Regions from separate parts of the Homo sapiens genome. Here region 1 is linked to region 2. A link is an interaction called in ENCODE POLR2A ChIA-PET data of the cell type or tissue named here. Cell type or tissue: A673. All regions are shown on one strand. Each heading gives the region's core, and the rest is flanking DNA. Links, peaks and the distances in the headings are about the cores only. Region 1 holds the start of PROK1 (prokineticin 1). Region 2 overlaps STRIP1 (striatin interacting protein 1).

Evidence for each region. Peaks named below come from ENCODE experiments on the same cell type or tissue, not always from the same donor. Only the 100,000 strongest peaks of a DNase experiment are listed, where the experiment ranks them.
Region 1: POLR2A ChIA-PET joins it to region 2 with 16 read pairs; 2 of 35 experiments call an interaction of 5 or more read pairs at or near these places.

The regions. Positions count from the first base shown.
Region 1 is chr1:110,449,278-110,457,570 of GRCh38, reverse strand. PROK1 (prokineticin 1) reads right to left here and starts at 6,422. Exons shown (of 3, transcript NM_032414.3): 1 at 6,283-6,422; 2 at 3,485-3,610; 3 at 213-1,339. The coding sequence starts at 6,354. The coding sequence ends at 1,220. In A673, for the core only: no CTCF peak of the experiment used is centred there; no DNase peak of the experiment used is centred there; H3K27me3 peaks cover 4,469 bases.
Region 2 is chr1:110,040,824-110,049,153 of GRCh38, reverse strand. STRIP1 (striatin interacting protein 1) reads right to left here. Exons shown (of 21, transcript NM_033088.4): 7 at 7,512-7,618; 8 at 7,293-7,420; 9 at 5,884-6,066; 10 at 5,298-5,515; 11 at 4,249-4,314; 12 at 4,076-4,139; 13 at 2,403-2,474; 14 at 1,538-1,612; 15 at 1,285-1,382; 16 at 1-42. Among named protein-coding and RNA genes, the nearest start is that of STRIP1, 10 kb to the right of the region's middle. In A673, for the core only: no CTCF peak of the experiment used is centred there; no DNase peak of the experiment used is centred there.

The DNA of each region.
Region 1 (8,293 bases), core at 1-8,000, 410 kb before region 2:
AGCCCACGAGGCTGCCTCTTATCCTTTCTTCAAAAAGACCCTGAAATCCACTCTCTCCGAAAAAGAGACCCTGGCCGGGTTGGGGAAGGGAGGAACACCAGTCACACCCCTCCCCAACCTGGACACAACCTGGTCCTTGCCTTCCTCCCCAGGTTGCCACAGAGGCATAGGCCCTGGCTGAAACCGACAGCAGGAATACCACACCACACATCTCAGTTCAGTTGGTGCTTTTATTCTAAAGCCAGCAGGTTGGTGTGTAGTTGCCTCCCTGGTCTGAATCAGTGCCCCTTTCAGCCCCTGCCCTGCTCCCTGTCCCTTGCTCCCACCCCAATCTGGACAGAGGACTGCCCTCCTCAAAGTCACCAACCTGCTCTCAGGGCTGATCCTTGGAAAGGAGTTGTTTAAGGAAACACCCTAATTGCCTTCTAATATGTCAATATCAGATTAGATTGAACCACCACCATTTGCATTTTAATGGAAAAGCTGTGGGAATTGGGGGCTTCAGTGGTTAACTGGTAAAGTGTGGTAAGAGGGGGCCTCAGAGGCATGACAATTCTGGCAGAAGGTCACAGGTCACAGGCCACAAGCCACAGGCTGACTGGGACCAGAGTCTTCAGGGGGCTGATTGGCCTCCCTGGGCTCCCTACACCTGCCTTGGGGTGACTGTCTGCTGCCCTCTGGGAAGAGCCAATCTTGAGTCTGTGGTCTGAAACTAAGGAGTTAACCAATCGAGGGAAGATGAACTACCCACAAATTGGTCCTCACAGACCTCACGTGAAGGGCCTGAGGGTCAGGCCAGGACCTGGGACTCTGAGCAATGCACCCAAGAGCCTGTGCCCAGGAATGTCTAATTCAGACCGAGGGATACATGTGGGGAGAGGGGCAGGGCCCAGGAAAGAGAGCAGGTCACCTGGGGAGGGGAGGGGGAATGTCCTTTCTGCCATTTACCACCTCTCTGGCAGCCTGAGCAGGGAAGAGAACCAGGCTGGCCACCTTTCACACCACAGCCTCAAGCTGTGACATCCTCAGGCCAGCCTGGGGACCATGTCATGATGGGAGGTATGTCTGCCTGTGTGCATATGTGCGTACTAGACAAGAGAGATCAGGGTAGTCAGTGTAGGGACTGGGAGAGTCATGGGAGCTGGGTTTCATGGCAGAAATAAAAATCCAGGCTGTGCTCAGGAAAAGGATGGTGGGTATCCTGAGACCAGGCAAGCGCCTAAAAATTGATGTTCTTCAAGTCCATGGAGCAGCGGTACCTGCCGTCCGGGAACCTGGAGCACAGCAGGTTGGGCAAGCAAGGACAGGTGTGGTGCTTGCGTTTCCTGAAGAAGGGGACCTAAGGAGAGAAGAAATCAACACCTTCACCAAAGGGAGGTAGGTGGGCCTCCTGGCAGCAGTCTCTGCTCAGCCCAGCACTGGCAAAAGTCTCACCCCCACACCCTAGCCCACTTCTCCACTGCACCTAGCACAACAATAATAGCAATTAGAGATGAGGAAACCGAGGTACGGTGTGGCTAAGCAATACGCCAAGATCACACAGCTAATTTGTGGAGGAGCTAGGATTTGCACCCAGGCTACCTGGCTCTGGAGACTCAGCACACATGTGCCTGCACACACACACACACACGCACACACATGTCCATTGATTGAATGTTTGTTGCTCATCCATTATGGGCTCAAAACCATGGTGGGTGCTGCAAGTGCAGCCGTGAATAGGACAGCCACCATCTCTGCCCTGACTCACACCCTAGAGGAGTGCTAAACCAATGGGGTATCCTCAGGGAGAAGTTAGGAGCATGGGCCCATTGTCAGACTGCCTGGGTTCAAATCCCAGGTCTACCGCTTCCCAGCTGTGTGATAATCAGCAAATCATTTGGCCTCTCTGTGCCTCAGCTTTATCATTTGTAAAATGGTTTAATAATAGCACCTACCACATGTGGTTATAAAGAGGTTAAAATAACAAAAAGCACCCAGTATGAAGGGTGGCATACAGGAAGCACTCAGCATTAGTTTTTTTATCACTGTTGTCTGTATTGGGAATATGGATCTGGAGCTGAACCACCTCACATTCCCCAAGGTTACAAGGACTGCCACATTGTCCTGACTCGTTCACCACTCCCTAGCCCCTCTTCGTCCTGGGACAGGAGGTTGGACAGGGGCTGTGATTGGGAGAGAAACCGCTGGAGGACGCTCCGTGCCTAGAGATGAGCACCGAGCCGGGGTGCAGGCAAGTCCCCGAAGAGCAGGAAACATGCCTGAGTCCAGGTGGAAGACAGCTGGTAAGCCTGAAAGCCTGTGTTCAGGAATGTCTAATTCAGACAGAGGGGTACATGTAGGGAGAGGGGCAAGGCCCAGGGAGGAAAGCAAGTCACCTGAGAGCCTGTGGAAATGCCCTAATTGCCTTCTAATATGTCAATGTCAGACTAGATTGAACCACCACCATTTGCATTTTAATGAAAAAGCTGTGGGAATTGGGAGCTTCACTGGTTAACTGGTAAAGTGTGGTAAAGTGGCTCCAGAGAGGGAGAGCAGCAGGGATGCTGTGGCTCCAGAGGACTCTGGACTGGGAGCTGGAGGTCAAGGAGTGGGAGCAAGGCAGGAGCTATGTACTTAGGCCACAAGAGAGAGTGACTTCTTAAAGTGGGCACCTCACTTGCCTCACTGTAGGCCTGACCAGGTGTGGAAGGCGATTTTGTGGGTCTACTTTTGTGTCCCTGAAGGGAAGTTCTTACAGAGCAAAGGGCATGTGAGATCCTTCCCAAATCTGAATTCATCAGATCCATAAGGGACATTAGAGGTAGTGAGTTTGCTCCACTCATCATATAAGTGTGGCCTGAGAGCAGGTGAGGTAGTTTGCCCAAGTCCACACAGCAAATTAGGGGCTGGGAATGCCCAGCTTGTTTAACAGCCTATAAGATCAGTGGCACCCCTCCACCTGAGGCTGCCCCCCAAAAACAAGGAGGCAGTGCCCAACATCAGTGAGGTATGACTAGAGGTGGCATCGGAAAACTGCAGTTCCAGTCCCAGCTCTGTCTCATTGGTTGTGTGCCTTGAGCAAGTCACATGACTTTGCTGTATGTCAGTTTCCTCAGCATTGCCCAGGGTTGCAGTGAGGATCAAATAAAGATCAGTGGTTCTCCAACCTGTGCTAGAAGTTTGTAGATGAATTATGTCAGGCCCTGTACAAATAAATGTACAAATGTGTCATCTGCAGGGCACTAAGTAAGGTGGATGCCTGTTGATGGCAGGGGCACAGCAACCCCATAGCCTTCTGCTTCCCCTTGGACATTCAGGGGCTGGATCAGGGCTGGATCAGCTATCAGAGGAGGGTGAAGTCCTCTGGAGCCACAGCCTCCCTAGACTGCCTCTCTGGAGCCAGCCTCTCTAGCCTTCCTAGCTAGAGCAAGGCCCCAGGACATCACCCTCTGCTCCCCGCATGGCCCACCCACATATGTGCACCTATGCAGTGTCTGCAGAGTACCTTGTGGCTGCCGGGGTGGCACTCCTCGCCTTCCCGCCCCAGCGGGGTGCACATCCGCAGCCCTCGAAGCCACAGGCTGATGGCACAGCAGGTGCCTGCCCCACACTGGACATCCCGCTCACAGGCCTGTAGGAGGGAGAGAGAAGGGAACAGTTCATTAGTGCACCCAAGAGAAAGCAGAAGGGAAGGGTAGATCCAAAAAGCCCTTATCAGGATGGAGCAAGAAGAGGCTGAGAGTATCACCCCCGGCCTTAGCCTAACAGAACACCCTGGGCCACACTTTATTGCCTTGCTCCCCTCGTGGGGAGGCTCAGGGCTCAGGGGGGCATTGGATCTGGATCTGAGGAAACTTCCAAGCTCCTGGAGGCCACTCAGAAGGAAGACAGTCCTCCTTTTCTGACAAGGCTGGAGGTTAGAAGGCATAGCTTTTCTAGGGCTAAGTAGATGCTCAGTGGATGCTGGTGGAATTGAATTAATTAGAATTCTCAGAGGTGGGAGGGACCCTGATGGCCCAAATTCCTTGGTGGTCAGTACTGAGCTGCCTTGGACCAGGAGTCTCCAGCCCTGACTCTGCACTGTGGTCAGTCCCTCCCCTCTGCATGGAGGCACCCCCATCCTGGCCCTCAAGTGGCCCAGCCTCAGCAGAGGGGCCAGCACCCCAGTGAACAGGTGCCTCTCCCAGGGTTTCTCTACTGACTTCCATGATTCCCAGAGAGGATCGCAGAACAGGAGCTGAGCGGCCCTGCCTGGTTTGGGGAAGGTACCATTTGTAAAGAAGGCCACATTAAATAAGCTCACATTTAACATGAGCCCACGTTAAATAAAAGCCAGAGCCGGGGAAGACAGAACTCTTAACTGCTCCAGACTCAGGTGGGGACCTGCTGAAGAAGCATCCACACTTGCCATTCTCAGAGATGCTATGTGGCTTTTCTGAGCTGAAATGCAAAGCTGGGTTTTGGATCACTCTTCTCCAATAAAAGCCTATGGGCACCTTCAGGCTGCTGTGTGGGACGTGGCAGGACCTGGAAGCCTCCTACTTGCTCAGACCCAAGAGGGAAAGAGTGGATGTCAGCTCCACAGATCATGCAGAGGAGTTACGGGTGGTGGGCACCCAGCTGTGCCTGTCTCCAGCCCAGCAAGGGCACGTCTCACACCCAGCCAGGCCACAAAAGCTTGGGGTTGGGGTAAAGGAAACCCCAGTCGACTCTTCTTCTCCCATAGAGGTGGGGCATCACTGTCCCACTCTTGGAAGAAGGATCATAAAGCCTTGGATGTGGGGACAGTTACAGTCCAGGGAGCAGGGGAGTGTAGAGGTGGTGGAGCCTGGGCTCCTGCTGAAAATCAGAAGTGGGACACCAGCAGGACATGGAGGATGTGGGGAGCCTGGGGGTTCCTGACTTCCCCTTACTGCCCTGTTCTCACCACTCACCTGTCTTTCCTGGGTTTCCCTCACCTAGGGAAAAGTGCTCTCTATTGTGCTTTTCACCGTGAAAATGTTTGCCTGCCGCTCTCAGATCTGCCTGCCCTGCTGTCACTCTGGGCCAGTGCTGGAGCTGGCACGGGTGGTGAGGCAAGCCTGGCATCCAGGCCAACCACGCTGCTCCTGCCCTCACCGCGCAGCAGCCGGGGCTTCTCTCCATTGTTCTTGCCCTCCCAGATTTTCAAGCTACCCCATAGAAGGGCAGCCTACAGTGTAAACACTTCATTAGGTATAATTCTGCCTTCACAATTATTTTTATTTTTGCTTTGGATCTCAAAAGCATTTGACTCGCCTTTAATATTTGTTCTTTTGAACTCAGTGTTTTTCCTTTAAAAGAGAAAAGAAAGAATTTGTCCTTTCTGTGAATGGTAAAATTAACCCAATTCCAGGAATTGTTTGGCATTTCTCTACATTTCCACTATCCATGTAAAAAGCTGGTGGAGGCTGAACTAAAAGTTAGTTTCCCTGCTTCCCCGACCTTTTTCTTCCAGTGGATTTTATATGGAAAGCTCTCAGGTACAGCATTGCTTTCTGCTTCAGTAAGAATGGTCCTGCTACCATAACACATCATGTGCCCCTATTTGAAGGTGGTTTGAGGTAAAAGCAAACTTCCGAGAGAAAACCATGATCTGAATATTTTGAACCAATTGTACAGTGCCCATATGCTGAACCTTTGCTTCTCTGCTTCGAGACTGGATATCTACTTGTTATCTGGATGCTTGCTTTGGGGTACACTCAGCTGAATGTTAGTGGCACCCATATTCCTCTCAGAACTAACTAGGCAGGCACAGAGTGAAAGAGTTTCAAAGATATCCTTTCTAAGCGGAGGTTAAGTTTATACAATAGAAGTTTATAAGCTTACCACCTTTAATTAAGCTTACTGCCTTTAATTAAGTCAACATGCTATGTAAATTAATATTAATATTAATATGTGAATCAGACCATAAATAAAAATTAAAATTCACACAAAAGATAAGTTAAGGTTTGCCAATCCACTTTATAAAGGAATTCCTTATTACTTAATAGGAATCTTCACTTTACCAAAGGACTGAACTTCAAAATGTTCAATGCTCTGCTAACACATTGAAAACAGGATTTGATTCATACACAGCTTCTCAAAAGCAGATCCCATTTAGTAGAGTGAGGTCTAACTAGTCTGAAAATCGCATGCAATCCCTTTAATGCATAATTCCCCATTCCCTTTGGTTCACACTGTGTTGAGCCAACAGAGCCTCCTGCATGGTTCCTGGGCTCACAACCCGTGCAGACCCTGACATCTTCCCAAAACCCAAGGCACAGAGAATGTTAGGCGACTTACCCCTGTGATCACAGCACAGTCAGACACAGTTACTAGGAGGAGCATGATTGAGACTCGCGTGGCACCTCTCATGGTCACTTGGGGTGAAGGCAAAACACTGCCTGCTTAGATGCCTCTCGCTTCCTCCCGCTCAGCCTTGTGCCTGGCAAGCTGGGGAGGCCAGGCTCTCCTGCATCCCCCGCCTCCTCCCAGATGTTTACACTCAGGATCCAGGGCTGCCTGTGGATGCCTCATCTCTGCTCTTCCCTTCTCCAACACCGATGTTACTCAGATGATCTCAGAAGCGAAGATGAGACCTGAATCTCTAACAACATCAAATCAACATCAAAACCAATAAAAATGGATACTTGGGGGGCTTTGACGGTTGCTCTAACTCTCCCAAGAACGCAGTGATTCAGACAGTTATGTATATTTCACTCAATGTTCTTTTCTGCCTCTGGGTATCCTTCTATCCTACTTGGGGCAGAGGAAAGCCTCTGGTAATGAATTAAGGGATTTGCAACATCACCATTTATGCTTCCCTGCACCAAACTATGCAACATACAAGATTATTGGTTCCCTCTCACTCACACCAAGACTTATCTAGGCATTTACCATGGGCTCAACACAGAGGTAGCTGAGAAGACAGAAGAGGGTGAGGTGGTATCCTTATTTCTCTAAAAGGTTAAAATTATAGTGAGGAGCCATAAGACAGTGAGGAAAAAAAGACCAGACTTGTGGGGCTGATGTTCCTAAGTGACACACACATAAGGATTTGCTCTCTCATGGGCTCAGGATGAACACCAGCAAGTGTCCCTTGGTACAATGACCCAAGGGCAGAAAGCCAGCAAACATACAGGGCACACACTCTCTCAGTACCCTGCAGAGCCGAGCTGGTATGGGCTGTGGCTGAAAGGTACCAGAGCCACACCACTGGCCTTCCAGTTTTAGGGGTGAGCATGAGAGTGGCCTTATCCGTGAGTGTATAAACACGGTGGTCTCAGATGCCAGTCTGGTGGGAAGTTGACTTTCGGGATGGCCCCTCCGCCTGTGAGGGAAGCCCCTGACCCCAGCCCTCTCTGTGTCATACGACCCAGAGAGAGCTCCCAGTGCTTTGTCAGATGATCTGCCTTCTCTCCACAGTAATAAAAGCCAACATTTCCCAAGGTATGTGTTGCAATATGTTAATACACAAATAAACAAATAAAAGACTTCTACAGTCAAAAATTTGGGAAACACAAACCGGCTTGTTTTTTGCAGAACTTTTCAGGGCCTTTCATATGCTAATAAGTGTTTGAAACACCAAGTGGGAAATGCAGTTTGTAGTATTTCACAAGCAGATTCATCCACAAAACCTTTCTTATCAAATGTCACAGGGGTCTAGGGTTTCCACATTGAAACGCTGATAGGCATTTATGAGTGCAGAGAGGAAGGTTAACTAGCACGGGAGCTGGGAGCTAAGCCCCCAGAGGCAGATGCTTTGATTCAGATCGATGGCTTCATGACCTTGAAAATATTGCTAATCTCTCCAAGCCTCAGTTTTCCTATCTATAACATGGGATAAGAATAGCATTTACATCATACGATTTTGCGAGTATTCATCTATTTATTTATTCATTGACTATATTTATTGAGAGCCTACTGTATAGAAGACACTGTTCTTGGCACTGGGAATATAGCAGTGAACAAAACAAAACCCTGTCCTCATGTAATTTTGACTATAGTCAAGGAGACGGGTAATAGACAAATAAACAGATTTGTAATAAAATGGCCAGTTGTGTTGAGCACTGTTAAAAAGGAAGGCCAGGCGCAGTGGCTCATGCTTGTAATCCCAGCACTTAGAAGGTAGAGGCAGGCGGATCACTTGAGGTCAGGAGTTCGAGACCAGCCTGGTCAACATGGTGAAACCCCATCTCTAGTAAAAATATAAAAATTAGCCAGCTGTGGTGGCTCACGCCTGTAATCCCAGCTACTCGGGAGGCTGAGGCAAGAGAATCACTTGAACCTGGGAGGCAGAGGTTGCAGTGAGCCG
Region 2 (8,330 bases), core at 236-8,235:
TTTACATCCACCCCCAGCTTCATGCTCTGCAACACTGTGGTGCTGGAAACATAATTGCCTGGGTAAGCCACCAGCATGCGCAGTACCTCATTTCTAGGTGCCCACAGAAAAGATGGACTCCGGAGCCTCCCTGGGCAAAGACTCCTACCTCCCCACTCACCCCAAGGACATCTCAGAAGTCAGCCGAGGGCTCCCCCATCCACCTCCCAAGCAATGTAGCCTCGCACAATTTATTTCTTCCCCATGATGCCCTCAAATACATTCTCAGTCTGTTTCTCTGCCTTTCCTCCAAAAATGAACTTCTTCTCCTTTCCAAGATCTCCCCTAAGCTTCTGCTGCCATATTAACCTGAGTTCTCCAAATGTGTTCTGTGGAATACCAGGATATTGGCAAGTTTCATGTCATGGAAAAAAAGGGTTTTGGAGTAAGATAAATTTAGGAAGCACTGAGTTACATTGGTTTCTTAATTCAGGACTTCTCATTGTACATCTTTGTAAGAGGAATTCCTCCTTATAAGAGAAATCCATGAATCAAATATACAGTATTTGACTCTAGAACCTTTTTTCCAAGGACCATCACATGATGGCCTAGTGTTCTGTGATCCTCCCTCTGGTGTTAGCCAACCCCTGCCTCCTCCCTCAGCCGGCCATCACTGCCATACTCCGGGGCCACAGCCACCCAGGAGCTGGGCTCAGGGCTGGTGGCCCAGGCAGGCAGAAGATCAGGTCAAGGTCCAGGTCCTTCTCAAAGTAGAACATGATCTCAATCTGGACTCTCACATGAAAGACAAGTACAGGGCACAGGGCAGAAGAGCTCTGAAGAATCTCACTCTATCGCCCTGAGACATTTGCCAGCATTCTGCGTGCCCAATCACTGGCGAAAAGGGATGTCTCTATACCTGGCACAGGTTCAGCTGTTGCTGGCAAGCTGTCTACAAACTAACCCTCCTCATCCTGGGTGTCTCAATCACAGCTGGAGAGTGGGGCTTTGGGGAAATGTCCAGGGTGGCCCCATTCATTTTACAGAGGAGGAAATGACTTTCCCCAATTCACTCAGGAGTTTGCTCAGTGGTAGAGTCTACACTAGAATCCAGGCCAACAGGACCAAGCCATCTCCCCAACCAGTGAAACTCTTTAATCTCGTAGTTTCCTTTTTTTGGGTCAAAAATACCTACATTTAACCTGTAGAGCTGGGCCAACAACAACCAACCTGACAAGAGGAAAATGTTTGCCCTTCTCCATCTATCTTCTGCCCCACCTGCTTCATTCACAGAATGATACTCACGGCATCTCCTCAGGCAAGACGTCCGCTAGGATGTTGATTGAGTCTGTTTTGGCTTTTGAGGTGGGTGCTGCAGCCAACAGGATCTTCAGGAGGGCAATCTGGGAAGAGTAGACCATTCAGACACAGGTCTGAGAGCCCAGGGTCAAAATTAAGCTCTGAGCAGTCCTCCTGTTGGTCTGCAGGTGGCAGGAGGACGGCAGGGCCTGCTCTAAGGCCAGTGTAGTGGGAGTGTCCCACTGCAGGCACCACTCACCATATACTGAGGCAGGCTGGGGAGCAAGCCTTGGTAGAGGGTTTCTGCAGGGACTTGCTCAACTTCTTCTTCTCCCTTTTAACATAATGAGTACAAGCATAAAACCCCAGCCCAGAATACAATCTCCTGAGCCAGCTTCCTAGCTGGCTGGAGGAAAACCTGTAAACAGTGATGTACATAATGATGTTAATGATGATAACAGCAAACCCTGAACACAAACAATGTGCCAAGCATTTTACTTGTAATAACTCAGTTCATCCTTATTATTATAACCCTATAAAGGTATTATTATTCCTATTTCACAGACAAGGAAATAAAGCATAGAGAGACCCAGTAACTTGCCTAAGTTGCCATCCATAAAGTGGTGGACCCAGGCATCAGAGGCAGGTTCCTGACTCAGTCTGTATTCTTAACCCTGCACTAGACGTGTCTCAGCCTGTGCACTGGGAGGTGGACTGGGAGCTCTTTGAGGGCAGGGCCTGGGGCAACCTTGTGGTCTAATCCCAGCACAATGCCTGGGAAGAGCTGGGGATCCCGGGGGCTGAAGAGGACCTCTAACTTTTTTTTTTGAGATGGTCTCGCTCTGTCGCCCAGGCTGGAGTGCAGTGGCGCTATCTCGGCTCACTACAAGCTCCGCCTCCCGGGTTCACGTCATTCTTCTGCCTCAGCCTCCTGAATAGCTGGGACTACAGGCGCCCGCCACCACGGCTGGCTAATTTTTTTTTTTTTAGTAGAGACGGGGTTTCACCATGTTAGCCAGGATGGTCTCAATCTCCTGACCTCATGATCTGCCCTCCTCGGCCTCCCAAAGTGCTGGGATTACAGGCGTGAGCCACCGCGCCCGGACTGAGGACCTCCAACTTACCCCTGAGAGAGGGGAGCGGAGGTATTCCTCCTCCATCTGTGCCTGGACCTCTGCAATCGACGTGTACTTGTGCTGGTGGGAGAGATGGGAAAAGAAGGGCTGGGGAAAACATTCTCTGGCCAAACTCCCTGCACTCTAGCAAAATCCCCACACATTTGTCTTCAAACACAGTCTTCTGAAAGAGGATTAAGTCACCACAAAAATCCCTAGCTAAAATCCCAAACCCCAGATATTTTTTATTTTTATTTTTTTGAGATGAAGTCTTCCTCTGTTGCCCAGACTGGAGTGCAGTGGCATGATCTTGGCTCACTGCCACCTCCGCCTCCCAGGTTCAAGCAATTTTCCTGCTCCAGCCTCCCAAGTAGCTGGGACTACAGGTGTGCACCACCACACCTGGCTAATTTTTGTATTTTTAGTAGAGATGGGATTTTGCCATGTTGGTGAGGCTGGTCTTGAACTCCTGACCTTAGGTGATCCACCCACCTTGGCCTCTCAAAGTGCTGGGATTATAGGCGTGAGCCACCATGCCTGGCCCCAAAATATTTTTCTAAAAGGGCCCCTTCCTCTTGCAACTACAGTAAGAAGCCCATGGTAGATAAGAAAAAAGTAAATTAAAGGAGGGAAATGGCCTTTCAGATAGCTACAGCAACAGGAGAAAAACTGAAAGCAAAATCAAGTACTCAAAAAGCCTAGCTGCAGAGAGACCACTTAGTACTACAAATTCCAAAAATATATTTCAAAAACATAAAAACAGTTTCACTCCAGATAGCTGTTAGGGGAGATGCCTCTTCCCCACTCTTAATGTTCTCTCCCGTGTGGAGGGACAGGGGTTTGCGAAACACCCCTCATCTCTCTCTGCCCCGTCCACACACTCACTCCTCCCTTCTCTGATCGGAGAGTATGGGAGGGGACACAGGGCGGACTTGTCCTCACCCTTCTCTTTTCTCTTTAGAACCTGTCTGCCTGCTGAGAGTCTGCTCTCTTCTCCTCCCCGCCACCAAGCTTGGCAGAGCCTCCCCACACTGCCTGGGACTGGTAGGTAACTCTGCCTAATTCTGGAACAACGTATTAGGACACTACTGCTGTGTTCTTAAGCCTCATTCTCCATGGCTCTATGAGCTATAAAGTTGGCATTACAATCTCCATCTGCCTACTCCTCTATTTCAACCGCCTGAGAACGTGGGCAAGGAAAAGGAGGGCTATTTATTGAGCTCTTTAGAATTTCAACAACTGTCAAGTAATATAATCCTTTTTTTTTTTTTTTTTTTTTTTAAAGAATCCGGGTCTCACTCTGTGGCCCAGGCTAGAGTGCAGGACCATGATCATAGCTCACTGTAGCCTTGATCTCCTGTGCTCAAACAATCCTCCTGCATCAACCTCTTGAGTAGCTGGGACTACAGGTGCATGCCTTGGTGCCCGGTGGTCAGGTAATATAATCTTTAAAGACTTCCCAGTCAGTCCCAAACAAAAGCTCAGCTAAAACAAGTAAAACTTATAATAAAACAAGCAAAACTTACGAAAGACTGTTTGCAAGGTTATTGCAAAGTCCACCCCGGCCTCTACCCCAGGTTCTTGCAGGCAGACAACAGTCTTAAAAGGCTTCTCCCTACAGGCTGGTTTCACTCTACTCACTTAGGACCAAACAAGCCAAAAGCTCACCCAAAGCCACTCACCTGTTTCAGAGTCTTGATGCTTTCGTGGATTGGCCTGGGCAGCCCCACCACTGTGTTCGTGTCACTGGAGAATAAAGAAGGCCCTGTGTTGAGCCTCGACATCAAATCACCTGGGATCCCAAACACCAAAGGCCGGGAGAGCTAACAGCAAAATGAACTCGGCTTTTACTCACCTGCCTAGAGTGTAACCTATAAATTTGCTGCGGCTGGACTCAAGGAACATCTCAATGTCTTTCTCTCTGCCACATCACCAAAAAAGAGAGAAAGAAAAAAGGTTTTTAGCAAATGCTATTTCAAAGTGTTACAGTTAACAAAAACACAGCATCCAGAAACTGTGAAGCCAGGAGAAGTCTCCTATAATTGTTTTTCTCTTTGAAAAAAGGGAAAAAACTGAAATTTTCAGAGAATTTTAATGTTTCTTATAATTTTGCTGGATCAGTAACCTGGAAATACATGTTAACTAGTTTATTCATAAAATTAAAGGGATATATCAAACTTAAAAACATGCTTTATTCAGATAGTATGAACAAGTTTGTCAACAGACTTTCTTAAATATTAAAACTTTTAAACAATTAAAGCTATAGGCTACTGATTTTTCATATAGCTCACTTTTCCTATCCCAAACAATCAGCATACCTTGCATTTTCTGATGATCTGTTTTGCATTCCCTTCACAGATCACTGAAAACTGAGGCTTTACCTGGATCAAGAAAGCGACTTCTATATCCTCTCACATGTTCATCTATTTCTTAAGCTGCTGCCTATCAAACAGACACCATTTATATATCTCCAGGTACCGTCCCATCCATCGATTTACCCACATATATCTCAAACATTTTCATTATGGCTCTAAAGAAACTCTTCCTTAATCTATCATTTTTGTTAAAAACCATACACAACCCCAGGATGGGTGGAGACATGTTTGCTTAAATGCTTTTGTTTTTATTTGTTTCCTATCCCCCTTCACTAGCACATCTAACCAAGAGCTAACTCCAATTACTGCCTCAGTAGCCACATGAGGGCCATGTTGTGTGAGACCAGCAAGGCCGGCCTCCCTGAGACCCTCAGGACAGCACAGGGTGCTTTAAGAGAGCCTCATCCCAGAGCCACGGTCAGCCTGCCCTGCAGAGGACCACACATGGTGACACAGGCCAGGTGGCAGGCCTGAGGGTGTGAGGGCTCTGCCTCAGGAACTATGAGTGCTCTGGAGGTCTGAGACTCACCTGACCTTGGGAGCCCACGGGAGCCCTTTGGGGCAAGTCAGCCTGTCAGTCTGTGGGTGCTGTAGCGGGGGAGGCATCACTTCATCCCGTTCCAGGGGAAACGTCTCCCCCTCCAGACTGTTGTCATCATCATTCTCCTCTTCCTCTTCTCGAGAGTCATCAGCCTTGTAGGGATCCCGCTCGTTGAAGGCATCTAGGTTGTCCTGCTTTATCAGAGCCTGAAACCAGGGAAGGGAGATGAGACAAGAGCCAACTGAGGACGCAGACCAGGGAAGTGCAGCCAGAGGAGACACAGCACATACAGGTGTCCAGTAGAGGCAAGAACAGTGGAAAAACCACAGTGGGAGTCAAGACGGGGGCCAAACCATCAACTACTTCTTGCTCCAGTCCCTCAAAAGCACCACGTGCTGAGCACTCACCATACACTGGACCAGAGCTGGGGACAAAGTATCCTCGCTGTGGAGGCATGATTCTGACTGGCTGATCAGAGATCATTTCCAGCAGCCCTGCTCCTCCAAGGACTGTGCTGCTGCAAGCATGCACCTTGAGGGCCCTCAGGAGTCACAGGGACCTCTGTCGTCCTCACCTTGTGCTCTCGGCGGCCCCGTTTCTGCTGCTGCTCAATCAAGTCTGAAGCAGATGCTGGTGGAGAGGCTGCTCTCATGTTGCGAATCACTTTGATGCTGTCCTCAGGAAGCGGGGGGAGGCCCAGGATGCTGCGCTTCTCAGCCTTCATGCTCTGCAGCTCCTCAAAGCCGCCTAGCGTGCACTGCATCACAGACAGGGAAGCAGAGCCAGGGTCAATGTGTCCACAGGCTGGCCCCTGACCATTGTGTCAGGCTCAGAAACATTCATGACATCATGACCCATGTCTTTATAGAGACCCAGGCAACTCCTGAACAATGGACTGAAGCCACTCCCAAGGAGAATTCCGTGACATCCGCAAGGGAAAGGAGAAAAAGGAACAAGGAAAGAGTGGAGATGCAGGCTGACTGACCCTAGTGCAGATACACTAACTCTGCACCTATGACATACTCTTCAATTTAAAAAGAAGCAAAGAGCCTAACCCTGCAAGTTCCTAGAAAAGTTGGTGAGACTCATGTTTCACAAGTTGTACATGCAAGTCTTTCAAAGTCAAATTAGAAATACTGTTGGTTGCTCAACTTTAGAAGAAGAAAAAAAGCTTCATCTAAACATCTCCCAAGAAGCAGAAACGCCAGCAACATCCAGCTTTAGACTGCTTAGTTTTACTGTTTCTGAGCAATTCAGCTTTCCTCTCTAGCCTTAGCAAGGCTTTATGAAGAACAGAATGTGTGGCCAAGATAAAATGTGTCAATGACTTTTAAGAAATCCTATACTTACTGAGCCCTGGCTCCAGAGTTGACCCATTCTGAAAGGAAGGATGAGCCCCAGTGTAGCAGAGGCCCAACTCACCTCCACCGCCTCCCCATGTCACTCCTCCTGGGAAGGCCTCCTGGCATGGCCTGGCTGCTAACAACGCTCCAAGCCCAGTGTGCTGGACGGCCCACTCTGGCACCCAGTCCCTCCCTACCTAGACACAGAGTCGGGCTGACACCATACCCTGAAGAAAATGGAGGCTGGCTCAGGGCTCACTCTTGCCCCTTTAAGTGATATCCAACCAGGGCCCCAATTACATCAGCTGTAACTTTGCCTCAAATCCCTTTACAAACTCCAGGTCCAGAGCTGCTTGCTGAGAGGCAACTTGTCTGGGGGAGAGCTGTTCTATGACAGAAAACAGCTTCCGGGGTCAGAGAGCCAACAGCCTACTCTGACTCAAGGCCTATGTCCTCGTTGGCTGCAATGGGACAATAGTGGCCCTTCTTTTGTCATCTCCTTTTAGCAGCTTTTTAAATAATTTTTTTTACCAAAGCAGTTTTACAGTCACATAATTCAATATTCAAAAGGATATTCAAGGAACAGTCTCCCTACTGCCCATCCCATAGCACCGTTCTCCTCCTCCAAGGAGGTGCTCACCAATACTGTCTTCCAGAGCAGCAAGAGAACTTTCTTCATGGGAAAGTGAGGGGCGTGACCACTGCAAAATTTGGTCACCATCCCAAACAGCATGATGGCAAATGGCTCATTGTTGTACAGCGGGGAGCCTGGAGGTGACACAAAGGTATCAGGACCCTCCCAAAGCCTTCCGCCTCAGCTTCCAGGCAGGGCCTCTAGAGAGGATCCCCAGGGTCCTACCCAGCTCGGCTCTGAAGGTCTGCCGCATGGTCCTCCACTCAGCCTTGTCACCCTCACACTCCTGATGAACGGTCTCCACTATCAGGTACATGATGTTGAGCAGGACCCTGAGGACAAGAGCCAGCTCACAATGGAGTGGGATGGGGGGGTCAAAGGAGCACCCTAGTGTCTAACAAAGTGCTTACACAAAGCAGGGGCTTACTATTAATAAATGGTATCTGAATAAATGAGTATGAACAAGAATGGCCAAAAGCATTTACCACCCTAAGCTTCCTGAAAAGAAAAAAACCACAGAGGTGGTAGCGAGCTGTAGGGTCAAAGCAGAACAGGGTCACAGTGAGAACAAAAACAGGGTTTATGATGAGGAAATGGAAAGCAGGAGCTGAGAGGTGACGCCCAGGGATCCTAACACCCGGGAGGCAACACTACAACCACCTAGTCTAAAAACTTCCAAATTCATAAAAAGAGCCAGATTTCAACCCTCAAAAACTGAGGGGTGATCTTGGTGGTCAGCAGTTGCTGTGAGCTCCTGGGCAGCCATGAAACATTAGGAAGCTGTCAGGTCTAACCCAATGAAGATGAGCATCAAGCTGTGTACACAAGAAGGTGGGAGTCCAGGGAACACCATCAAGTGTTTCATCCAAATACAAAATACCCCACGACCAGGTCCTGAGTAACAGTGTGAGTAGGAGGCCACACTTAGCTGTGGCTCTAGTAAGTCACTTGACCCTGGATTGCCTTTGGGAGTCTCAACCCAGAGTCCCACCTAGGACGAGCCCTCAGCAGTTCCTACTAATCATTCACACTGAGCCCATCACA